2 separate regions of the Homo sapiens genome follow, and region 1 is linked to region 2. A link is a loop called in an ENCODE intact Hi-C map of the cell type or tissue named here. Cell type or tissue: CD4-positive, alpha-beta T cell. All regions are shown on one strand. Links, peaks and the distances in the headings refer to the core of each region. The heading gives the core; the rest is flanking DNA.

Region 1 (5,659 bases), core at 394-5,393, 300 kb after region 2:
GATACTATGTATAAAATATATAATATATATTAATATAGATACTATGTATAAAATATATAATATATATTAATATAGATACTATGTATAAAATATATAATATATTTATAGATACTATGTATAAATATATAATATATATTTATAGATACTATGTATAAAATAGATAATATATATTTATAGATACTATGTATAAAATATATAATATATATTAATATAGATACTATGTATAAAATATATAATATATATTAATATAGATACTATGTATAAAATATGTAATATATATTTATAGATACTATGTATAAAATATATAATATATATTAATATAGATACTATGTATAAAATATATAATATATATTTATAGATACTATGTATAAAATATATAATATATATTTATAGATACTATATATAAAATATATAATATATATTAATATAGATACTATATATAAAATATATAATATATATTTATAGATACTATATATAAAATATATAATATATATTTATAGATACTATATATAAAATATATAATATATTAATATATTATATATAAAATATATAATATATTAATATATTATATATAAAATATATAATATATTAATATATTATATATAAAATATATAATATATTAATATATTATATATAAAATATATAATATAAAATATATAATATATTAATATATTATATATAAAATATATAATATATTAATATATATACTATATATAAAATATATAATATATATAAAATATATAATATATTAATATATATACTATATATAAAATATATAATATATATTTATAGATACTATATATAAAATATATAATATATATTTATAGATACTATATATAAAATATATAATATATATTTATAGATACTATATGTAAAATATATAATATATATTTATAGATACTATATGTAAAATATATAATATATATACTATATATAAAATATATAATATGTATTTATAGATACTATATATAAAATATATAATATATATATACTATATATAAAAATATATAATATATATGAATATATACTATATATAAAAATATATAATATATTAATATATACTATATAGTATATATTATATATTTGAGACAGGGTCTCACTCTGTTGCCCAGGCTGCACTGCAGTGACACAATCTTTGCTCACTGCAGCCTCAACCTCCTGGGCTCAAGCATCCTTCTGCAAGTAGCTAGGATTACAGGCGTGTGCTACCACGCTTGGATAATTTTTAAAATTTTTTGTAGTGATGGGTTCTCTCTATATTGGCCAGGCTGGTCTTGAGCTCCTGGGCTCAAACAATCCTCTTGCCTTGGCCTCCTAAAGTGTTGGGATTACTGGCATGAGCCACCACACCTGGCCCAAGATATTGTTAAAGAAAAAATACTTAATGTTACTTGTTAAAGCACTGTAAGGAATACTTTACCCAAGACCATCATGGTATTTATAGAGACCACTGCAACAGGGCCTTGCAGCAGGGCAGAGAGATTGGACTCAACTCTGAATACAGCCTGGGCAGGTGGGAATTTATGGCCAAGGAGCAGTGTGGGGGTCTGTGGATGGACAACGACTAAGGGGAACATCAAGAGTAATGTAGATTCTGGTTCAACTGATCTAACAGGATTCTTGCTGAGGACAGGCCAGGGTGAACAGATATCACCTGGGGGATGGTGGAGTATGAGGAACTCGATCAGATGTCAAGGCTGGGGGATTCTTGCTAAACTGACTTAGCAGAGTTTTTGCTAAAACTGAATTTTACAGAGAAGTGCACAGATGGGCCTAGCAGAAGGTTCAAAAGCCTGAGTAAAGTTTGACCAAGCAAAGAATCTTTGTCAACATATGTATTAATAAACTTCTGTTTTTTTCTCTTGTTAATTTTTTTTTTTTTTTTGAGGCGGAGTCTTACTCTGTCACCCAGGCTGGAGTGCAGTGGTGCAATCTCAGCTCACTGCAACCTCTGCCTCCTGCCTCAGCCTCCCGAGTAGCTGGGATTACAGGCGCCTGCCACTACCCCCGGCTAATTTTTGTATTTTTGGTAGAAACGGGGTTTCATCATGTTGGCCAGGCTGGTCTCAAACTCCTAACTTCAAGTGATCTGCCCTCCTCAGCCTCCCAAAATGTTGGCATTACAGGTGTGAGCCACTGCGCCCGGCCAGGAATCTGCCTTTTGTTACAGGAAGTCCCAGTTAAGAATGGTGAAGGGTAAAGAGAAATTTATTTTTTCTCCCCCACAGCAATGTCCGGTAAAATCAGTTGATCTATCTTTTGAGAGGCGGTAGCAAAGGTAAATTGTTTTAGGGGCCTAGAAATCAGGCATTTCAAAAGAGGGATGCTTAAAGTAAAATACAGAAACACTGATATAAAAATAAAAGGTTATGTTAACCTATAAAGAGCTAGGAGTTGAACCCTGAGGGCAACCAGGCTACTGGATTCCAAGAAATGGATAGAGGAAACTCTTCAGATTAAGAATCAGGAGAATTGAAGATATTCAGCAAATTTCTTTGTTGGCATCTCTAATGTGATTAAGATATCAGAGTTTTGGGGAACAAAGGTATAGTGGTTGCTTCTGGCTACGGCACATGCGCTCCCTCTGCAGGCCCAAATTATGAGAGCACCAGTTGGTTAGGCAGCACAGCTGATTTTCTTGATGCTCTCAAGCTAGGATGTCTATGCTCTTGATAATATTGTCCATGGTTGTGGCTACTACTCATGTAAGAGTGTGTGTATATGACCTGGGCATTTCTTTGGATTTCTTAGTGGTCAAGGCAGTGGTTTGTTCAGACAGAAATTCCAGCCCATGCATGGTCATCTGTGAGAGTGAGTCCTTTGAGGTTTATATCAAGTTTTTGGGATTCGATTTGCAAGGTTTCTTTAAGTCCTGGAGGAAAAGGTCAAGTGCAAGGAAGTCCAGCATCTCAATAGGGTTTTGGGCAGTCAGGTTTTAGTTCTTGGTGATTCAGGAGTCAGGCAGGAGAGAGAAAAATTGGAAATGTTCGTTTGAAGGGTCGTAGCCAGATATTGAAGAAAACGGAAAGAACTGAAAGTTTGTTAAACAACTGACCAAGAATCTGGGCAAGGTAGCAGGATCCAGTCTAATTTGCAGGTAGGAACCCTAACTGGTGTTTCCTGAGGAAGAGAAAGTCAACTAAATCTCCATCAGACAAGACAGAGTTTGTATGATATATATCAGTTTCCTTCAATTTATAAAGTGATGCACAATAGTTCAAAGATAATGAACAGGACCAGAATCTGATAAACCAGAAATATGTGCTACAGATGATACAGAGTTTTCCACCGAAATAAAATTTTTCTTTATAGTACTGAAAAATATTCACTTACCAATTCTGTGAACATTTGTTATATAGTTTAGACTATAATGAATATTCAATTCAGTATTCTGATTTATTTTTTCTCAATTAGAAAGGAATTCATTAGAAGAGGAAAATGTTATATATTTGTGGAATGGCACACCACTCTGAAAACAGAATCTAGTTTTTAATGCTAAAAAATTAGGAAATGAAGTTTAAAAATCAACGAGCTATAAACTGAGAAATACAGAGGAAGGAAATGATACTGCAGAATGTCAAATATTTATGTAGTGGACTCTCACAAGTGAGTTTCACATATTTATTTTTGGATCCCTCCAGCAGGAACCGACATCAGCACTGAGAAGCCGTTTATTGAAGTATGGGAATGAGTGTGTTTTGATCCTAACTGGAGAGTGTTTTGTCTGCCTTAGTGAAAGGAGAAGCTGAAGAACGCAGCAGCCATCGTGCCTGCTAATTTTGATGTTATGATTTAATACCAGGTTGGCAAACTATAGCCCATGGGCCACATCCAGCCCACTCTCTGCTTTTATAGATAAAGTTTTATTGGAATACAGCAGTGTCCATTTGTTTATGTAATTTATTTATTTATTTATTTTTCTTTCTTTCTCTTTCTTTTCTTTGTCTCTCTTTATCTCCCTCCCTCCCTCTTTCTTCCTTCCTTTCTTTCTTTCTTTCTTTTTCTTTCTCTATCTCCCTCCCTCCCACTTTCTTTCTTCCTTCCCTCCCTCCCTCCTTTCTTTCTTTCTTTCTTCCTTTCTTTCTCTTTCTTTCTTTCTTTCTCTTTCTTTCTTCCTTTCTTTCTCTTTCTTTCTTTCTTCCTTCCTTTCTTTCTTTCTTCCTTTCTTTCTTTCTTTATCTATCCCCTTTCTTTCTTTCTCTCTTTCTTTTTCTTTCTCTCTTTCTTTCTTTCTATAGGGTCTTGCTCTGTCACCCAGGCTGCTAGAGTGCAGTGGCACAATCTTGGCTCACTGCCACCTCTGCCTCCAGGGTTCAAGCGATTTTCCTGCCTCAACCTCCCTAGTAGCTGGAATTACATATGCGTGCCACCACGCCCAACTAATTTTTGTATTTTTAGTAGATACAGGGTTTTTCACAATGTTGGCCAGGCTGGTCTTAAACTCCTAACCTCAATTGTTCCTCCCACCTAGGCTGCCCAAAGTGCTGGGATTGCAGGCGTGAGCCACCGCACCCAGCCTTGTTTATGTATTTTCTATGGCTGCCAGAGACCTTATGGTCCACAAAGCCTAAAATATTTACTATCTGGCCCTTTTTGGAAAAAGTTTTCTGATCCCTGATATTATATAATATAATTTATAATGTCCACATTTTGTCTCTGAAAAGAAGAAAATCTCCTATGGAAAAAACCTTGTTAATGGAACGTATTGGATGGTCTGGCTATTGTTAACAAACTTTTGTTTAATACATAATCCTTTTTTTTGAGCTCCCATTAAGTGCCAGACTTCATACTTGGAACATATTCTCTGCCTTCCAGGGGCTTTTCATCAGGAGAACCAGAGGCAGGAGTGCCTGTAATCTGAGGCAGCCAATGAAAGTGTTAGAGAAGAAGACAAACAAGGGAAAAGAAGACATAAACAAGAGACTGACTTTGTGAGGATCATCTGCGATGGGTTGTGGAGAAGGAATGAATGATGCATAGAAAGAAATGATAGTACATAAATGGGTAAGGATATCAGAAAAGGACATTTCTCACAAGGTGAACATCATTCATTTAAAACTGGTCTGATTGTCCCATAGAACTAATATTTATGGTTTTTTAAATAAATATAGAAATTGACCCTCCCTGGTCTTAAAATTAGAAACTTACATTTGTCTCATCTGAGTTCGTTCCTTAGGAAACCGACCCTCAGGCAAGGGACTGAAACTCATCAGATCACTGCATCTGGACAATGAGATGCCAGACCCCTCATCCATCATCATTGCTTTCTTTCCCCTCCTTAATTCCTGTTTTCCCACCTTCCCTACTATATAAAACCCCCAGTTGGAGAGATGGGTTTGAGACTTTATCTGTCGTTCTCCTTGGTCACAGCACCCAATTAAAGCCTTCTTCCCTGGTAATACTCATTGTTTCAGTGGTTGGCGTTCTGTGTGGCCATCAGCAGGGCCTGGACTGAATCCCTGGCATTTCGGCAACACAATTAAAAAATGTTTATCACATGCCTAGGTACTGGGTATACTTTTGGTGCACCAAAGTTTCTGTCTTCATAGAACTTACATGTCAGATTGTGAAGGTATTTTGAAGAAAAAAAAATGCTCTGGTGGGTGAATGTAAGGCATTTTAGGGAAATATTGTGTTGTCTTCTGTGGCTGCTGAATAG
Region 2 (5,659 bases), core at 173-5,172:
TAGAGTGCAATGGCACGATCTTGGCTCACCGTAACCTCCACCTCCCAGGTTCAAGCGATTCTCCTGCCTCAGCCTCCTGAGTAGCTAGGATTACAGGCATGTGCCACAACGTCCAGCTAATTTTGTATTTTTAGTAGAGATGGGGTTTCTCCATGTTGGTCAGGCTGGTCTCGAGCTCCTGATCTCAGGTGATCTGCCCGCCTCGGCCTCCCAAAGTGCTGGGATTACAGGTGTGAGCCACTGCGCCCGGCCAACAAACTGTAACTCTCATGTGTTGCTGGCGAGAATGTAAAACAATACATTTTTCCCAATGTAGTTTGGCAGTTTCTAAAATATTAAACATAGATTTATCATATGACACAGCAGTTCCACTCCTAGGTATCTACTCTAGGGAAATGAAAACATGTCCACAGACTTGTATGCAAATGTTCATAGCAGCGTTATTCACATTAACAAAAAAGGGAAACAACTCAAATATTTATTGATTAGTTAATGGACAAATAAAATATGATACACTGGTACAGTGGAATACTATTTGGCAATAAAAAGGAATGAAGTACTGATACATGCCTCCAACATAGATAAACCTTGAAAACATACTAAGTGAAAGAAGCCAGACACAAGAGGCTACATATTGTATGACACCATTTATATTAAAAGTCCAGAAACGGCAAATCTATAGTACAGAAGGTAGATTAGTAGTTGCCTGGGAATTGGAGTAGGAAGCAGGAAGTGACTGCAGATGGAAATGTTTCAAAATCAGATTGCAGTGATGATTGTGCAACTCTGTGAATATACTAAAAATCATTGAATAGTATACTCTAAAATGGGTGAATCTTATGGTATGTAAATTGTACCTTAATAAAATTGCTTTTTAGTTTCACCACATATTCAAAACAAGGAACAAAAATATTTTGAATGAATTCTCCTTGAAACTAATATATCAACGAATAACACAGCTGCATAAGTAGCAGAACAAGTAGAACAAGGTATTGAAAGGGCTGTAATATTCACTCTCAAAATCCAAGTCATGTAAATTACCCCCAAACCTGAAAAGTCATTGTCAACTGCTGGAATCCATTGGATTCTCTTTATTCATTGAATTAGAAATAGTTATCACCATCTTCAAACACTGTGTAACTGGATGCAAAATGAGATACTTTCTTTTCTTGGAATTTCAGATGAAGCTTTAAAACTCATAACAACCCCTACTGTGCTGTAAAAAACTCCACAGTGGTGGCCACACTGATCAGGTGATCACCTACCCTCAGTACCTTACATAAGAAAAAATGAGGTCTCACTAAAGAACAGTGCACCCACGTACCTGTTCTCCTCCGTAACAAAGGCTTATTAACATAGACATTTAAATATTGTAGCTGATGGATGGCTGTCTAGAATTAAACCTCACCATGTCCACTTGTTCAGCTCTCCTCCCAACAGCCTCAGCCACAAAAGGAAAACTGGCACCAGACCAATGGGAGCTGGTTTCTTTAATGAACCCGTGGGATTTTTAAACCACACGTTGCTCTCATGATTATATTCCTTCATCATACTACCAAGTTTTGGATAAGCACATACATAAACTATATATATGCAAGTACAGTTGTGAAGTGAGTTTTTTTCCTATCCACAAGTTGAAACAGTCTCGAATTTTTGCCCCTTTGGAGTTTACCATCTTGTTTTAAGCCACATCAAATGTCAAAGGAATTTCATCCATATTTGCTTTCTGTAAAAGTTCAAAACAATTCTTTCATTAGTAATGTACCTACGAAATCAGTGATTGTCTCTTTATCAGCTGACATTTTATGTGCTATTTTCCCTGGCCCAAACACACAGTAGGTTATTTCTCTTTGTGATCTAGAACACTAGGCTGTTAATCTGGTCAAATCATTAGTGCTTCTGTTGCTCTCCATCATTTTTTATGAATACTGAACTTTCTGAAGCTTTCAAAAAAAAATCTAGTGCATGTTTTAATTCCTTGTAGCTATGACCACTTCACAGTTCCCTGTCAGGATGTCTCCGAGATCCAGCAGATGAAAATATGCTGTTCATGTTTTCTCCAAGTCTTTATCATTTTCTCACCTAATTACCTTCCTGCAGTTCTAATATCCTATTCTTTCTTCAACTGGAAAACGCCAAATATGAACTTAATATCATGCCATGGAATATAGTGGTAATAAATATGAATCTAAAATGTCTGGGGAGGTACCCAAACTCTACCTTGAGTTAGTGGTGTACCCTGTGGCTTGGTATATTTTTGGTCAAAACTGTCAGGATGGTGTTAACCTTACATCTCTGCTGTGGTGTTTTGTGTTGCCATATTTTAACCACAAGGGGGCAGCATCACCACCTTCGCTGTCTCCCTTCCATCTTTAATATGAGCGCATTGGGCCCAGGGTAGAGAAGAAAAGGTTTTACAACTTTAAAAAGCAATATTCGTCATCTGGTGATGATTGTAAATATGATAGTGATGATTACTGGAAGAGAGTTGAAGAATGTTTCCTCTAATTGAGGAATTTGTCTACAAATATAAACCCTCTCTTGTTAGAGTAGTATTCATGAGGACCTTTGCTAGTATGCTTCAGTCTTTCCATTAGCTCTGCTAATAATGAGGTTAGAAAAGTCAAGAAACAATGAGTTACATGAAGCAGGTTCTGATTTTTAGGAGAAAGATAGTCTGTAAATGACTTGTTTTGGCTTCCTGATGACAATTTAAGTTAAATCATGTTCCAAATAGCTGCCTCCAGATGCTGCAGATCATCCTGTATTATGATGAGTGTTGAAGGGCTAGAGTCGTCTTTGCCATGTAAAACTTCGTCAGAAAATAACTGTCTAACCAGGGAGTGAAATAAGACTAAAAAGCATCACAGAGTTCCATCTAGAGTGGAGAGAGAGCCCCCCAGAGCCCTGAACAGCTCCACTGCCACCAATCTCATTACCATCACACCTGCAAAGGGGCCACTGCTGCCACAGCTGGCCCCAGTCACCATTACTGTGACCGCAAACATGAGCAGTGAGGCTGAGACACTTGGCATGACACCATGGGCAGAGGCAGAGGGAGTGGCAGCCTGCAAACAGGACAAGAAGGTTATCCCAGTGAAAGTTTGGGAACAGTAAGATGGTTCAGTGTAAGAAATATATATGGTTTCGTCCACAGGAATGACACTGGGTGAGATGTATTTGTATGCCAGATTGTCATAAAGAAGAATAACCCCCAGGAAACACCCTGGCAGTACAGGGGATGGAGAAGCTGTGGAGTTCGATGTTGAAGGAGAAAACGGTACACAGGCAGCAAAGATTGCAGGCCCTGGTGGAGTTCCAGTGCCAGGCAGTACAGATGCAGTAGACTGAAGCCATTATAGATGTTATCTGCATCATGGGGGTCTTCCACACGGTCACCAGCACAATTACCAGAACAATGAGAGTGGGGAAAAGAAGGATTGGAGAGTTCCCTTAAACGTCAGGCCTTACAGCACACAGAAGATGCCTCCTCCCTTGCAGAGACCCTATGATTCTTGACCAGAGTGTTCTAACCCTCCTGTGCAGAGACAAGTGATGGAGGGTGGTGACAACCAGGGTGAAGGAGAAGAGGTAGGTCAGTGAGACAGATTACGTATTGGGGTTACAGACCACGAATCTCCAGGGCCCCTCCTCACCTAGAACAGTAATGAACACCCAAGGCCAGCAGCCATGTCATTGTAGGCACCCCCCAACTTCAGTTACCAGCACAGACACCCAGAAAACCCTGAACCACAAGATGGCAAAGAGACTGACAGCTAGGAAGTCCGTTGCCAAGGCTGAGCAGAGCAGGACAGAGTAAATGCCAGCCAACCATTTCTAGTGTCATCTGGTTTGTCATCCTACAGGAATAAATGAATATAAATTCCAGCAATAAGACCTGAACAAAAGATTGGTTCTGAAGACCTTAAGTGACTGCTTTTGGCCCATTTACCAGACAGCTAGCACTATCTGAGTTATGGAGCTTTCATTACTTTTCCCTACAGACATCTCTTTTTGGTAATGATAAATATGTTTTTTTAAATATGTTTTTTAAAAGGTCTGGGGCCAGGCATGGTGGCTCACGCCTGTAATCCCAGCACTTTGGGAGGCCGAGGTGGGTGGATCACCAGAGGTCAATAGTTCGAGACCAGCCTAGCCAACATGGTGAAACCCCGTCTCTACTAAAAATACAAAAATTAGCTGGGTGTGATAGCGCATGCCTGTAGTCCCAGCTACTCGGGAGGCTGAGGCAGGAGAATTGCTTGAACCTGGGAGGCGGAGGTTGCAGCAAGCCGAGATTGCACCACTGCACTCCAGCCTGGGTGACAAAGTGAGACTCTGTCTCAAAAAACAAATAAAATAAAATAAAAGGTCTGGTTTTTCTTATATGCCTTTAAAGGTTTTCAAATTGTTTCGTATCTGGTCAGATTGAGATTATTAAGAAACTCATTTTTAAGTTGTAAAAAAAATCAAGTTGTTTTATTACAAGTCAACAAACTGCAAGTATCTGTTAATATGGGTCTATAATAATTATAATAACACAACACAGATGCAGATTTTGGCTCAAAGAACTATATTTTTCTAGATTTTATATTTTATTTGCTATTCAACAATGTCTTGTGAGTTCTTATATATCTTGGTGATAAGAGACATTATAGAACATTACACATGGAAGACAGTAAACATCGTTCTTTTTCTCAGCAACTTTCTCCATTAATGGCAAAATGAGATGAGGAAGCAAATATATCATTCTGTCTTTTAATATTGCCAGCAAAGAACTGAATTTAGAGAGAAGTCTGAAATTTTCCTTCTAGAGAATTATAGAAAGTGTCTGATAGTGATTTATGGCTGGTTTTTTGTTTTTGTTTTTTAATCTTTCACTCACTTTTACTTGGGCATGTCTGACTCGTGTTCAGGTCCAGGGAGCCACACTCCTTCCTTATTCACAGAATTGAATGCTTATACATGATCTTGCTGTTTTTATTTTTCCTAATGGGAGAGCCCTACTAAGAAGGGTATGAGACTTACATACTTGTAGCTGATGATCTTAGCCATCTCATAGCTACAGCCCCAAGAAGCCAGCTCTCCAGCCCCTGAATCCTGACTCCTCAAATGTACACTGCAGTGTTTCACTTCCCAAGGGGTGTAATTACCTTCTCCATGATACCAGTGTTTCAAATGACCTAAGCAAAAGAATTTCTTTTTTCTCCCCTTTCCTCTGATGTGTGGCAAAGCAAGTTACATTTATAGCAACTGGAAATTCCAGTGGGCTGGTCCTTGCTGGCACATGGCAACAGGACTGGCTTGAGGGATGCTGCTGAGTGAAATGAAAGAGCTCAGCAGTTCTGCTTTGTGCTGTCCTGGCCAGAAAAATCTTTGCTGCTTGTCATCCCATCTTCCTCCACTAGAAGCCTGAGAAATGAGACATGCTCAGGTGTTAAAAGTGGTCACAGGGCTGGCTGGATGTGGTGGCTCACACCTGTAATCCCAGCACTTTGGGAAGCTGAAGCCAGCAGATCACTTGAGGTCAGGAGTTCGAGACCAGCCTGGCCAACATAGTGAAACCTTGTCTCTACTAAAAATACAAAAAAAAAAAAAAAAAAAAAATTAGCCGGGTGTAGTGGTGGGTGCCTGTAGTCCCAGCTACTTGGGAGGCTGA

What was found. Peaks named below come from ENCODE experiments on the same cell type or tissue, not always from the same donor. Only the 100,000 strongest peaks of a DNase experiment are listed, where the experiment ranks them.
Region 1: it touches region 2 in a loop (13-fold over the local background); 7 of 110 quality-filtered maps call a loop at or near these places.

Annotation. Positions count from the first base shown.
Region 1 is chrX:46,378,759-46,384,417 of GRCh38, reverse strand. No RefSeq gene overlaps it. Among named protein-coding and RNA genes, the nearest start is that of LINC01186, 54 kb to the right of the region's middle. In CD4-positive, alpha-beta T cell, for the core only: no CTCF peak of the experiment used is centred there; a DNase peak (open chromatin) is centred at 2,597.
Region 2 is chrX:46,682,909-46,688,567 of GRCh38, reverse strand. All of the region lies in intron 1 of SLC9A7 (solute carrier family 9 member A7), which reads left to right. It also overlaps the pseudogene YBX1P8. Among named protein-coding and RNA genes, the nearest start is that of SLC9A7, 73 kb to the left of the region's middle. In CD4-positive, alpha-beta T cell, for the core only: CTCF peaks have their summits at 2,152 and 2,360 (motif pointing right); a DNase peak (open chromatin) is centred at 2,337.